2 separate regions of the Homo sapiens genome follow, and region 1 is linked to region 2. Evidence: chromatin contacts called from ENCODE Hi-C or POLR2A ChIA-PET data. All regions are on one chromosome and are shown on one strand. The core of a region is the stretch at or near the end of the contact, and the rest is flanking DNA. Distances in the headings are between cores, read along the strand shown.

Evidence for each region. A loop is a pair of places that touch in the nucleus more often than their neighbours do. ChIA-PET counts read pairs that join two places held with the same protein, here RNA polymerase II (POLR2A). Pooled maps may share reads with other maps.
Region 1: a loop to region 2 is called in a pooled map, with 3 times the contacts of the local background. The contact joins two enhancer-like sites. A Hi-C loop is called at or near these places in 4 of 50 pooled maps. POLR2A ChIA-PET finds 5 or more read pairs at or near these places in 3 of 52 experiments (CD4-positive, alpha-beta T cell, CD4-positive, alpha-beta memory T cell and activated CD4-positive, alpha-beta T cell).

The regions. Positions count from the first base shown.
Region 1 is chr2:12,882,476-12,886,791 of GRCh38, reverse strand. No RefSeq gene overlaps it. Among named protein-coding and RNA genes, the nearest start is that of MIR3125, 150 kb to the right of the region's middle. Within about 2 kb of position 1,946, at least 10 of the 41 ENCODE cell types and tissues checked have a DNase peak (open chromatin) inside an H3K27ac peak, as active enhancers do.
Region 2 is chr2:12,731,910-12,736,546 of GRCh38, reverse strand. All of the region lies in intron 2 of TRIB2 (tribbles pseudokinase 2), which reads right to left. Among named protein-coding and RNA genes, the nearest start is that of MIR3125, 3.1 kb to the left of the region's middle. Within about 2 kb of position 2,551, at least 17 of the 41 ENCODE cell types and tissues checked have a DNase peak (open chromatin) inside an H3K27ac peak, as active enhancers do.

The sequences.
Region 1 (4,316 bases), core at 697-3,196, 150 kb before region 2:
GAATTCTTCACAACACAAAGTCCCAGGTGACCCTCCTAATCTACTAACTTAACACATCAATTAGGCCCTATTTCCCATCTTAGTGGCCAATCCATTGCTGTAATGTTAATAAATGCTGTAACAGCTTGCATGACAATCTCTAACTTCGCATGCCTAAAAGTCTCATAAAGATCACAGTATCACATTGCTGCATTCTATTGTCTGGAGAAAGTCATAAGAGCAGACCAACCCCAAGGGATAGAAAATTGTGTCACTGCTTTAAGGGCGCTGCTGCAAACTCACCTTGCAAAGGACATGGATACAAAGAGGAGGAAATTTTTGGCCAACCTTTGCAACCTACCATACATATTTTTGGCACAGGTAGCATTCTACTGTTTGGTTCCTCACCCCCAACCAGGCTGGACTTCTCAGTTAGTATTGTTTGAGAGAGCTATATGTCAGGCCACAGCATAAATGGTTGAGATTTGAAGATGAATGATATAAACCTCCAAATATCTTCAAGGGGTTCACAATATAAGTAAATAATGAGCCAGTTCAGTTCAAATGCATTGAGCAATAGCTCTGTAACATCTGCTCTACCTGGCAATAGAGGGACAGAGAGGAGTGAGACCCCACCTCTCATCTGGAGAAACTCAGAGAAGAAAGGAAAGAAATAAAGAAGGATTTTGCTCTTCTGTAACAAAGCATGTCACAGAAGCCGTTGGCATTTTTGAAGGCTGAGATTTCCTTATTCACACATTGCCTTCTTTAAGAAAAGACACACAGTATATATAGGGTTTGTAGGGAAGAGAGGAAAGCGAGAACATGAGTGTATACTGGAGGACTCCTCTCACTTACCCGCTGATGAAATGGGCTTTCTGTACTGAGCCTCTCCATCTCTGTGCACATGAGAATGTATGGACAGGACATTGGAAGAAGAAATAGTCTGTATCCTGAGATGCTGGGGGCCACTAGGAAATTCAGCAGAACTATCCCGCCCCGCCCCCAGCCTTGATTGTTAGGCCCTTCTGAGGGTCTATAAATAGCACTGTTTATAACAGATATCTATAAATATACCTGTTATAAAATTGCAAACATCAACTTTTGTCTGCCATATATGCTCACATTCATTGATGGTCTGCAGCAGATAATTATTGTAAATTAGGCATTATTGAATTTGAGAACTGCAAAGGAAACACTATTTCTTGAGTTGAACTATGCAAACAATACATCCTTACATCAGGGCACAGAGGCACTGTGGACTGATCATCAGCTCACCCTTCAAGGACACAAAAAGGAACAATCCCTGAGCTTCAATTTCCTCAACTGTAAAGCAAGAGGTGTGAGAGTCAGATTGGAGTCTCTGGGACCTCTCGTCCTTCCCTCAGCTTCTACTTCCCTTTTATTCTACATCATTAGTGAAAATTCCAAATGTCACCTATCAGTGGGACTGTTCCCATCTTTTTAAAAGCCTTTGAAGTCAGGTGTTATGTCAGTATTGCTCATAGTTTGTTAGGAGCATTCATCTAGCATAGTGTTTCGTAGATAGAGAGGGTGAAATAAATCATTAAAGAAGGAATGCATAAATGACTGGAGGTGACAAGCAACACTAGGATGGGAGATGGTGATTTGGCAGGATTCAGACCTTCAGCTGACAGTGTGAATCATGCAAGTCCTGCTTCTTGCCAGCAATGTCCCAATGTCAGCAGAAGACAAACCCGAGCAGTGACATGACTCCCATGACCCATTCCTTCTTGAAATATCAGCCAGGCCACTTCCTCCAATCACATGGGATAGGCGCTGGGGTTGGGCTCCTCTCACATTCTTAGGAATGCAAGCTCTTGTCTTCCCAGGGACCCTCAAATATATGCCACATTGCTAATGTCCTCCAGGGAACGGCTATGGGAACAACCTCGGGCCTTGCAGGAAGGAAGAAGGTTCAGGGAAGGCCGTGACTCACAGTTATTTTAAGCTCAAGTTCTCTCAGTTCAAGCAGAGGTCACACTTCTTTCTTGGAGGCAGAGGAGCCCCAAACCTGGTGTGGGCTTTAATAGAAAGAACCGCCATCTTGGGCTTTTAAGAAGGTGGCCTCTGCCCCTGTTTCCCAGCCCTGACTCCAGTGATGTCCTTGAGCTAGTGTCTTCTCTTCAGTGAATTTTGGTATTTCAATCTTTAAAATTCATCTACTTAAAAATATTAATTAAGAACCTACTACATGCCTGGAATAGTACTGGGTGTTAAAGATAAGGCTGTTAAAAGGAAAAAAAAAATCTGCTCCTAGGAAAAGTTTATTTTAGTGGGAGGAGACAAATAATAAGCAAATAAAAATATAGTATGGCAGGTGATGGTATATGCAGAAACAATAAAGCAGAGTTTGAAAAAGAATGCTGTATGGTGGCTCGTGCCTATAATCCCAGCACTTTGGGAGGCCAAGGCAGGAGGGTCACTTGAGGCCAGGAGTTCCAGACCAACCTTGACAACATAGTAAGACCCTTTCTTTATAAAAATAAAAAATAAAATAGGTGGCGTTAGGGGTAAGGGAAAGACATGCAAGGACTTTGGTGTTTTATATAGTCAGGTCAGGAAACGTTATTGGCATAGTGATGTGAAGGCTGTGAGGGAGTAAGCTAGGGAGATATGCAGAGGGAGGGAGCTAGAATGAGAGGCAGGGGAAGTGCATTCCAGGAAGTACACAGACTCCCAAGGCAGGAGCATGGTGGGGTGTTCAAGGAACAGAAAGCAAGTCAGCAGGCTGGAGAGGGACAAACCAGGAGAGGAGCCCCTGTGAGTCACAGTCAAGATGTGGCATTTTCTTCTGAGTGAGATGGCATGAAAGCCATGGGGGATTTTGGACAGCAGAATATAATAGACTACTGGGTCAAAGCAGAGAGATCAATTAAGAGAAGTAGGCAGATTCAGGTATTTGACAGGATGTGCTCATCAATTTAACATGGAGTTGAGAGAAAGAACAAAATTAAGTTTAACTTCAAGGTTTGGGGCCTGAGCAAATGAACAAAATATATATGAGATGTACTGGAACATTTGCACATATTGTTTTTGAGAAGTCTTTTATAAACTCAAATAGCCATGCTGGAGAGATAGTTGGATATCTAAATCCGGAGAACAGAAGGAAGTCCTTGTCTAGTCATGAAACCTTTCAGAATCAGGATATCTTGCCTGAACCACAACACACAGAAAATGACTTGCGTGACTATTTTCCCAGTTCTCCCAAGTATTATACATAAATTTAGTACCAAATGCATAGAAGTTAATTCTTCCCATGCAATGTGTGCCTTACAGTGATGGTTCTCGAGGTATAGCCCAGTACCCAGCAGCATGACATCACCTGGAACTTAATGAAAATGCAGATGCTTAGGTTCCACCACAAACTTCCTGAATCAGAAACGGGGGGGCAAGAAGTATGTAACCAAGCCCTCCAATTGATTTAGACCCCTGAATTAATGCCTAGGACACTGGTGCTTAATTTCTTTTGGAACCTGAATGAGGAAACCGAGAAACTATAAAATGATGTGATTTGGTTTAGTGATACTCTGTAAAAGTCATTTCATCTACTGTACCTTCTTACAGGGCAAGAGACTTAAATATGTCATGGGCTTTCATGTACGGTACATCTCTAATCAGCTTTGTGCTTCCAAATGTGCACTTTAATGTTGGCTTGTCCAGCCACATTGTCAATGGCAAAGACATAAATTACAACTGAGGTTAGCACTGGAGAAGGTGACTTGAAATATAGTCATAAGTATAATAGTAAAAAGAACTCATAATCTAAATTTTTTTTTAGAACTAATATACTCTATCATGAATTTGTCCATTGGTGAGTACATCCTTGGAGAAGCATGAAACACAGCTTTAAGCCACGAGTCTTGAATATTTTACACTAGTCTACAAATCATTTCCATTCTTAAGGGAATGATTTTAACCGAATCGGAGTATAAAATTCATTCATTCAGTTGGTATACATATGCTATATGCTAAATGCAAGGAAGGAAGGGAGGGAGGGAGGAAGGAAGGAAGGAAGGAAGGAAGGAAAGAAAAAAAAGGGAAGGGAAGGGAAGGAAGGGGAAGGGAGGAGAGGGGAGGGGAGAGGAGGGGAGGGAAGGGAAGAGAAGGGAAGGGGGAGGGAATTATCTAAGTCCCGAATTGCCTTAGTGTGATTAGGTTTAGCAACTAGGCGTTATCAAAGCTCACTGCTGTGTGTTTCAACTCCAGCTTCCACAGATTCTAGCTGTTTTAACCTCCTGCAAAGTGTTTGGCTTCAATAGGTTTTGGTTTGCTTCATCTGACTAATGAGAATAATGATAATATCTACTAACAAT
Region 2 (4,637 bases), core at 1,302-3,801:
GGCAGTCAATGAGAGCTCTACAGAGGATGGGCTTTGTAAATGACAGCATCAAGGAATCTCCCATAGTGATAAGGGGGTGGGGATATCAGGCATCTGTCAGTAAAGGTGGGAGGGAGATATGACTACAGGGACTTGAATTTCTCCTCGCTCAGTCTTGTCAGGGTGCAGAGCTCACCACCTCAAGCTTTTCGTGCAAGGGACTCTCGACCATCTCCCTCTCCCTCCTTCCCAGCCTGTTTGCTGTTCCTCACATGCCCTGCTTGACCCCAGTCCTTCTGAGGCCTTTGCCACAGTGTCTCCCCACCCGGATTGTGCTTCCCCGACTGTGTCAGCTCACTTTTGTCGCATCTCTGACCAAATCTGAGGCCCTTTTCCATTCCTATCCCCTTCCAGGTCACAATTTTAGATTCTGACTTTCTCCTTCACCTCCTCCTGCCCCCAGGTGTCCCCACATTCAAAGCATCCTAACCCCTCTTTCTGGAAGCCTCAGAAAATGGTTAAGGCCTCCACTCTGTCCACTAACCCTGGCCTTCCCCCAAGCTGGAGTTCACCTTTCACCTTTCCTACCTCAAGATGAGCACCCAGAATCTAGGCCCGATACTTCGTGAATTTGAGAATAAAATGAAAAGACCATCCCACATGCTGCCAAATACCAGCTGCCCCTAAGCTCATGTATCCAACACTACGTGCTCCTTTCCTTCAGAGGCTGAAATTTTAGTGGGGAGGGCCCAGGTCTGCTTGTCACATTTGGTTCGGCACATGCTGCAGAAGGACAACCACAAAAACCAGCCCAGGTCAGAGAGCAAAGCAGTGTCCTGAGGCCACAGAGACCTGGGTTCAAGATCAGGCCTTGAAAATTACAAAGTACCAAACGGCAGATGTCATCTATGTACCTAATGCATGCGAGGCACTTACACATATAGTCTCTTTAAAGTTTAGGAGATCCATTTCCAAGGCAGGTACTATGATTCCTTTTCTCATGGACAATGAGCCTAATGCTCAGAGAGTCTGAGTAGGCTCCTACGGCTGGCAAGGCAAGGCAGTGGCTGGGTGCTCACCTTCCTTAGGCCTGACCCCACCTACTCAAGCAGCTGGCGGAGGAAACCACACCAGGGTTGCTCAGTTCACTAGGCTCCATCAAGGTGCGCTGTACGTGTGCTTCCCCAGTGTCAGGGGACAGCCAATCCTTGGGGCAGGAGCCTGCTCTTTCTCTAGGGGAGAATCTGCATCCCAGGCAGGAGAGGGGCAAAAGAAAAGAGAAGCCGGGAGAAAGGATGGGGAGGAAATGCAGGCTTGCTGGCCTTGGTAGGTCATTCTTTTGACCTTGCTTCCTTCTCAGAACACTGTGAACTTGTTTACAAAACTTCTAGGCAAGGGTCAAGGCAACTGGTCTGGATTACGTCTTTCAACGAGGACCTTTCAGGATGCATACCACGCGAGAGGAATGGAGGGAGGTCTGACAGGCGGGGGTGAGTGTCAGCTCTGGTCACTGTGGACTTGCTGTGTAACTGCAGGGAGGCTGCTGAAGGTCTTTGGGCCTTGGCTCCCTCCTCTGGGAAAGAGGGCTGCCAGTCACGGTCTCAAGAATGTGTATGGGGAGTCCCTGGTGGGGCTCTAGCACATGTCAGAAATGGGAGCAGAAATGAATGAACAGTCTTGCAATGGCTCATGTCCCCTCACAGTCTGGGCATTATGAATTTTCCAGGCAAAGGAGCTGATTTCCATAAAAACCAACAGAAGCATCTGTGGACCTAGTAATTCAAATGTCCCACTAGTCATGCAGGCATGTAAAAGACATTTACCGAGCATTTACTCTGCTTGAGTTCCCCAACTAGGCACTGGGGAGACAGACATGACAAGTAACACCCACCTTCTCAGTTTTTGTGAGAATTAACTGTAATAATGCAAGTACGGTATCTACCGAGGAGCCTAGCATGGTAGATCTGCAAAAAACTGGGGGCAACAATAATGATCGATCTTATTATTAAGAATGAACCTTTGCACCTACCCTCAACCCAAAAGCCTAGTGGAGAAGATAGGTGAGGAAGCACGAAATGCAAGTCCCCAGCATACGGCCGTAGATGTGAATTCTCGTTCCTTCCTGGGTCTTTTGCACTTGTTCCTCCCGCGGGCTGGAATGCTTTTCCCCAGCTCTGTGCCCAGCCCAGTCCCCTCACTTTATTCAGTTCTGACTACAGTAATCAGGATATGCTTCCTGGAAGTGGTGGTACCAGAAACAGTCCGAGAAGAATAAACATTTCCCAAAGAGACAAGGGGTGGAGGGTGGTGGCAATTTTTGTGCCTAAAACGCTGTAAATGACAATGGTTATCTCCAGTAACTTCTCAGGGGAAGAGACATCTCCCTGCCAGCCACCAGCCTGGGGCAGGATTGGTTTGGCCAGAGAAGCTGGATCCCTGCAGGCCTTTTGCAAACTGTGCCTGGCATAGGAAGAGAACAGCCTGCTTTGCTCTCAACCTGCTGAATGAACAAGGCTTACACGTGGGCAGCCTGTGTACTCAATGACGGCCCAGCCCAGTGCCAGGCCTTGTGTCACCGGATCCCGGTGCCAGGTGAGGAAGCCAAAAGCAGCAGGGTGTGGTTCCTCTCCCAGCATCTGTGGAACAGCACAGGTCGGCACTGAAAGCCCCGATTCTCCCCCCACCCCCATCCACTCTCAGCACAGGCTCCAGAGCTCCCTTGCGCCACTAAGTTGAACTACCAGTGTGGCCCCTGGTTCTTTTGGCCTCAGTTTCCCTTCTGTAAAATAAGAACAAATAGCTACAGGGCCTGAAAAGGGCTCGTCTAGCTTCAGAATTCCAGATTTTAAAGTTTCCTTTAATTCTTAAGCTCTAGTGATTACAACACACCATATGATATCCTAATAATAATTATAGTAACAATAATAGAAACTATGTGTGAAGCATCTATAAGATGCTGAGATTACTACAGCTTGCATCCTTATTTCTCAAAACAAAGTAAAAGACAAGTATGATATATGCATGCTACCTAATATATAAGGAAGCTGAGGCACAGGGAATTAAATGCCCTAGGCCATACACAGAGAAACTGAACAAGCTGAGCTCTGAATCTACATCTGGACTCTAACGCCATTGTCCTTTCCAAAATACATTCTGGTACTAAAATCACTGATTTACTTAGGGCCAAAGAAAGAAAAACTTTTAAAGGGAGACCCTGAGATGATGGAGGCAAATCTGGTGCAGTTTATTCAGCACTAGATCTGGTACAAAACCATCCCATTCACAGCTAACTGCTATAGCTCATGAGGTAGATACAGGTGACTAGACCTGCCCATTTACCGGATGAAGAAACTGAGGTAACAGAAAGTAGATGTGACTTGTCCAAGGCCACCTCGCAAGCCAGTGACAGAGCTGGGATTCAAACCCCGGTTTTTAACTCCAAGTTTAGTGCTCAATCCACAAGATCAAAAATAGTATCCACAAGCAAATCATGCCGTATTTTCCAATCTTTAAACAGCACTGTGGGCCCTTGGCAGGAAGAGATCAGGACAGGGTGGGCCAGGGTGGGGCTGAGCTGGGAGTTCAGCCAGACAAAGTGGGCCTGGCAGGGATGGGAAGTCCGGTGGCCTAAGGTCAGTGAAATCCAGAGAAGTCACTGAAGGCCGTCCAGTCAGGCGGTCCAGATAGGCTTAAGGGTCAAGTGAAAAGGTCAGCTGCTGCCAGATCTGACCTTGCCCTGACTGTTACTGAAAAAGTCCTCTGGGCAGCCAGTCCAGCTGTGAAAGCCAGGGTCCCGCCCGGGGCGGCTGCTACCAAGGGCCTGGGAAGGACCACCTGGCACCATTGGCACCATCATGCCGGCCTGGCAGCTGCATTAGAACGTCACAGGCCACTAAACGATGCCAAATAAATTGTCGTTCACTTAATTCTGGTTCATGTATGCACAGACTTTTCCAACAGTCACCTCTGAGAGCCACCTCTGCACCAAGTCTTGGAGAGTCAGTGAACCACCCCAACTCCTACCTCAAATGGCCCACAAATTAGCAGGGAGAGCAACAGGTGAGCCACGGGGGAAGCATCTCAGGGCATCGTGGTGGAGGGAGAGATGTCTATAGGGAGAGAATATGCCTCTTGTGACCTTACAACACCACACAATCTGGAAGGTGGGTGTGCCCACACCGATTTGATGCAGGAGACTACAGCAGCTTAGAGACAGATGAAGGAACTTGCTTGGAAATAGCACAGTTGGGATGGGAAACCCAATCTGACTCAAATACTCAGGGGTTTTCTGCAGTGCCATCTACCCGGCCACGACGGAATCCCTGCCCTGTCCGCATGCAGGTGCACATTCCTGCCCGACTCCCATCCATGGTGCCTGGATGAACAGGGGAGTCTCATTGTACCCGAACACCTTCCCACGCCCCCATGCAGACACCACACAAGCACAGCCTGCAGGCCGCCAGGGCTTCACAGAGGAAGTCCATCCTGTCGCCATAGGAACAGAAAGGGAAACCCAAGAAAGAGGAAGCCATGCTGACAGGAATTCCTCATCAATGCTCCATTCACTCCCTGCATTGAGACTTTCAGCCATGGCTCCTGAAGAATCCCTCCTCCCCCATATCAGTGGATTGGCCTCTCCGCAAAGCTTCCGCAGGCTC